Linked DNA regions of Homo sapiens: region 2 is linked to region 1. Evidence: chromatin contacts called from ENCODE Hi-C or POLR2A ChIA-PET data. All regions are on one chromosome and are shown on one strand. Each heading gives the region's core, a stretch centred on a gene start or an enhancer-like site at or near the end of the contact. The rest is flanking DNA. Distances are from core to core; before and after follow the strand shown. Region 1 overlaps SLIT3 (slit guidance ligand 3). Region 2 overlaps SLIT3 (slit guidance ligand 3).

The links. Hi-C counts contacts between places; a loop is a spot of excess contacts on that map. ChIA-PET counts read pairs that join two places held with the same protein, here RNA polymerase II (POLR2A). Pooled maps may share reads with other maps.
Region 2: a loop to region 1 is called in a map of K562, with 2.2 times the contacts of the local background. The contact joins two enhancer-like sites. A Hi-C loop is called at or near these places in 3 of 168 maps with a recorded cell type or tissue (Caco-2, K562 and endothelial cell of umbilical vein) and 8 of 50 pooled maps. POLR2A ChIA-PET finds 5 or more read pairs at or near these places in 1 of 52 experiments (T-cell).

Annotation. Positions count from the first base shown.
Region 1 is chr5:168,878,833-168,881,447 of GRCh38, forward strand. The region is part of intron 5 of SLIT3 (slit guidance ligand 3); the gene reads right to left. Among named protein-coding and RNA genes, the nearest start is that of MIR218-2, 110 kb to the left of the region's middle. Within about 2 kb of position 1,284, at least 3 of the 41 ENCODE cell types and tissues checked have a DNase peak (open chromatin) inside an H3K27ac peak, as active enhancers do.
Region 2 is chr5:168,678,482-168,681,096 of GRCh38, forward strand. All of the region lies in intron 32 of SLIT3 (slit guidance ligand 3), which reads right to left. Among named protein-coding and RNA genes, the nearest start is that of SLIT3-AS2, 27 kb to the right of the region's middle. Within about 2 kb of position 1,295, at least 2 of the 41 ENCODE cell types and tissues checked have a DNase peak (open chromatin) inside an H3K27ac peak, as active enhancers do.

The DNA.
Region 1 (2,615 bases), core at 34-2,533:
GTCTCCCGAGTAGCTGGGATTATAAGTGCCTGCCACCACACCCAGCTAATTTTTGTATTTTTAGTACAGATGGGGTTTCACCATGTTGGCCAGGCTGGTCTCGAATTCCTGACCTCAGGTGATCCACCCGCCTTGGCCTCCCAAAATGCTGGGATTACAGGCATGAGCCACCACACCTGGCCACAGCCTCTTCTTTCTTGAAGGGAAATGTCAGCGCAAGCAAAGAAAATATACGTCAAAACTACAAAATTATTTTTTAAACCAGATAGTTTTTTATTTTCTCCGTGTAGTAAAGCGTATGGTGTTACACATAGGCCCAACTGGTTGTCATTTTACATAGCATGCAGTTTGAAGCTGGATATGCCAGCAGTTTATCTTCTAGTCTTTAAGGTAATAGTGGAATGGTGTGAATTCCCTGAGCTCACACACTGTGGTGGAGCAGGCTTGGGGGCTGGGTAGTGGTTCTCAAACAAGCTGATGACAAGGATATGCATCTCTGAGATTTAAAATTTGCTATTTATCATTCACAAGGTAGACAATCTCCATAACTGAGGACTGGTAGGAGGAGGAGTGTTTCCTTAGCAGGTTTTATAGAAATTTAATTTGTGCTAAATGTCTCTTATTTTCCATGTGCCGATGCATATTTAAACATACAGCTTCATTATCACCTCTGTCCAGATGCTTCTCCTCCATGAAGCATCAGCTCCTCAGCTCAGGTCCTACAGTTCTAATTACTCACATGAGTTTTTCTCTTGGGCTGTAAGATTATTTAGTCTGACTCCCTCTTATTAAAACCAAGGAAGCTGAGGACCAGAGACATAGCGTGGCTTTAGCAAAGTCCTTCAACCAGCAGGAACTGGACAGGATGTCAGATCACAAACTTCCTCACACAGAGAAGATGCTCTGTCCACAATGCTGACAGAAGACTTGACATCACTTCACACCCAATGTGATTACAACCCAACTCAGGATCTTCCAAGCCTGGCTCCTCCTCCTGAACTTCCCATTTCTGTGAAGTGGAAGCTCCAAGAAGACAGAGCTCACAGATTTATATTGATATATCTTACTCCCTGCTGTTTCCCCCAGAACTAGCACTTAGAAGGCACTCAAAAAATAGTGTGAATGAATGATTATGAGAATTTGCCATCATTCTCTGTATTGTCTGAACTTGGAACTAATCGTTTTTCACTTCCTTTTCCATGGCCTCTAGCAACTCACTGACTGCGAAGCTCTGTTGATTTTGTCCCCAGGGACTGCTTACTTTGGCCTCTTTCTCCACTTCCTGCTTCTCTCTCCCAAGAGACAGCGTGAGAGAGAGATACGAGCCTAAACCCTCACATTGGACTACAGCCTCATCTCCTGCCCCGACCTTTCCTTCTGCCACCTCCTCCTGTCCCCGGTTCCCCTTCCAGAACAAATGTTTTCACCGTGATCTGTCCCAGGGCAAAAGCCATCCACATTCTCAGTGCCTACATCTAAAGCCCATGCTCCTCGCAGTCAAGGCTCTCCAGCAACCGGCTTCCACCTCTCTTTCTAACCCAATCACACACTCTTCTGCCCCAGATCCCTCCACTCCCATGAGATGTCTCTGCTGGAAACACATCTTATACAGTTTTGCCTTTACACTTTGCACGTACTATCTTTATTACTTTGTGAATTCTAACCACCATTCAGGCCCAGCTACAGTCTTCACTATTGTAACAAAGGAATACAGCAGCAACAGTAGTTAGAACTTTCTAAATACCTTTCATGCATCAAGCGTAGGACTAAGTTATTCATATGCATTATTTTATTAACCTCCACAAAAACCCTAGGAGGTAAGTCCAACTATTATCCTCATTTTATACAGTGGAAACATAGGCTTAGAAGTGTCAAGTAATGTACTTAACATCACAGACTAAGAACCTAGAACACATGGAATTCATACATACTTCTATCAGACCGCCAAAACCATGCTTCTAACCGCTAGGCTACATTGCCTAAAGCTGTCTGTTCCTTCTGAGCTCTGACAGCCCCTCATTACGTATAGCTACTTATTAGCCAACTTTCATGTTGATTGGTACTTTACTAAACATTTTCTTGTATGTACATGATTCTTGTCCCCAGTTACACTGTAAGCTACTGGAGAACATGAATTGTACCTCTGGGGCCTTTGGGTCCTGCCTGACAAGTGCCTGCTGACTGAACTGATTAGAGGTACACAGTATTCAATTCCCCTTAGGTGTTTTTGGTTAATTCATCCTTTAGGCAGTGAATTCACTCCCCTTTCCTTCTTCCCCGCAAGCCCAGCTGCTAGTAGTGAGTATAAACAAAGAGAAGATCCTCACTGAGTTTAGGATCCTGAGTAATACACATTTGCATGGCTTAGAGGGTGGTCTGATGGTGGGTGCTGGAGTGACTTAGGAGTCTGGGTTTGTAGAATCTTGAACCTTTCAAGTCCTGAGGCCTTTGCGTAGTTAGAGATATTGTAAGAGGGGAAAAGAGACCCTGTAAAACAAAATCTGAGAAACCCTAGCAACTATTAAGAACAATTGTGGGATTTATTCACTTTCTTAACAATCAAAAACATAGTCAGCAATTAACTGTCCAGCTCTGGTTATACATCACTACAATAT
Region 2 (2,615 bases), core at 45-2,544, 200 kb before region 1:
GACCAGCCTGGCCAACATAGTGAAACCCCATCTCTACTAAAAATACAAAAAATTAGCCGGGCGTGGTGGCGGGTGCCTGTAGTCTCAGCTACTCGGGAGGCTGAGGCAGGAGAATCACCTGAACCCAGGAGGTGGAGGTTGCAGTGAGCCAAGATCGCGCTACTGCACTCCAGCCCGGGTGACAGAGTGAGACTCTGTCTCAAAAAAACAAACAAACAAACAAAAATCATTATTAAATCTTAGCCTTTGAAACAAAATAATGGGAAAATGGCTCTACTGTGACAAAAGTAGAGGAAAAAAAAGGAAAAAATAGTAACAACCTAAGGTTCACACTAAAAGAAATGATGATATAGTGGTCCCAAGCCCCAATGATTAGTCTCCTGGAGAGATATTTAAGGATTTCAGGGGAGAGAAGGGGGCTCTGAGGGTCTTCCTCATTATCTACTGGGCCAGACTGAACTGGTGCCAAGTGGGAGGTGGAGAGCTCTGGAGTTGTCAGGGTGGGGCTGGACGCATCCTGCCTGGAACTGGCATAACCACAGGCATTGGCCAGAGTGGCCCATGGCCTTTTTGCCTTTGCATTTATTTATTTTTTGAGATCGGGTCTTGCTCTCTCACCCAGGCTGCAGTGCGGTGGTGCAATCACAGCTCACTGCAGCCTTGACCTCCAGGGTTCAAGTGATCCTCCTGCCTCAGCCTCTCAAGTAGCTAGGACCATACATGTGCACTACTATGCTTGGGTAATTTTTTATTTTTTGCATAGATGGAGTCTGAATATGTTGCCCAGGATACTCTCAAACTCCTGGGCTCAGGCGATCCTCCTGCCTTGGCTTCCAAGAATGCTGGAGTTACAGGCGTGAGCCACCATGCCTGGCTTTCTTTTGCTTTTAATAATAATGGTGGATACGTGTTAATCCCTTAGTAGAGGCCAGGCATTGTGCTACCCTATGCTAAGCAGTTAACTTGCATTCTCTTATTTAATCCTAACAACCCCCAGGAAGGAGGCACACTTTTTCCTCCATTTTTCAAATAAAAGACTTAAGGGTCAGAGACTTTAGGTGTTCAGCCTGAAGTCTTAAGGGACTTGAGGGAGGAAGGGTTTGTTATTCCTCTAGGTGCTGGTTGCTCTAACCTGAATGCTGAGTCGTGACCACTAGGTGGCGATAGAGCCTCGCAGTAACAAAAAGTTCCTGGGATTTCGGGTAGGCAGCAAGCGGAGACCTCAGGCCCCACTGCAGCAACCCCCTACTCCTGTAGCACAGCCCACACTCTCTCGGCTCTGTCTTTCATGTCCCGGAGCCAGCACGGTGGGAGAGCTGGTTTGGGTGGAAAACTGACCCGGATTTAAATCCTAGCTCTGCCACTTACTGGGCTTCTAATATGAGGCTTCTCATCCCTAAAACAGGAGTGAGGATCCAATGAGACAAAGACCTTGGCAGTGGACAGGATTGTAGAAATCAAGACTCAGAGAGCATGCACTGCATTGCATTCAAAGAGCACACCCACGCGGTGTTTTAAAATGGCCAACACTCAAAAACTTAGATATCTCACATAGAAACCCCGGTGGTCCCGCTTCTCTTGATAATCTATATTCCCACATGGCAGTGTCTGCTGGAGCTGAGGTCAGCCACTCCTTTGGATGGGGCTCCACCCTTTAGGCTACTGTAGCCCCCACCACTCCCTATGGGGACTCCAGCCCATTTTCCCCATGTCTGTTACCTATGTGGCCATTTGGCCTTGCTGGCATGTGAGTCTGGCCTTCTCACAAGTCTCAGTGCCAAGGAACAGTGAAGTCTGTCCCCATTCTGGGGCAAGGAGGGGCTCAGGTGGGCTTCTCTGTGTATTTGCCCTGGGGCCTGGAATAGAATCTTCATGTGCCCTCATCACCATTTGTGATTATGGCTGTGCAGATGAACAACATCAGGCATGGACAGAATGGAGACCATGGAATCTAGCCTGCAGGTCCCTGCTGGGAACCCAGGCTGACATCCTCACTCTGAAGCTGGTCAGTGGGCCTTAGTGAGCCAAAAGCTGGTGGCTGCCAACTCCCCCAGTTAGAATAGCTTTGGCTGGGCTCCCTGACTCTGGCCCTGAGGCCAAGGTGGCCTTCCTGGGTGGCTAGAGGTTATTGTACTGATGCTGAGGAGGAGATCTCATTTTTTGTGGTTGGACTGGCCTCCTGGCCCCCTCGGCTGCTGGTCAGCTCAGGCTGTGCCCTCCATTAACCCCAGCCCTCCCACATGGCTTCCATGCAGGCTGATGGGGCCTCCTCCTCCCCAGGGCTTCCTCGCTGCTCAGCCTGAGAAAATGATTCTGAGGCACAGGTCATGTCTCAGCTCAAACACCACCTCCTCCTCCAAGGTCCTCCAAGCAAAAATATTTGCTCCTGGTGGGCACAGTGGCTCACACCTGTAATCCCAGCACTTTGCGAGGCCAAGGTGGGCAGACTGCTTCAGCCCAGGAGTTCAAGACCAGCCTGAGCAACATGATGAAACCCTGTCTCTTCCAGAAAAAAACAAAAATTAGACGTTGTGATGCACACCTGCAGTCCCAGCTACTCAGGAGGCTGAGGTAGGAGGATCACTTGAGGCTGGGAGGTGGAGGTTGCAGGGAGC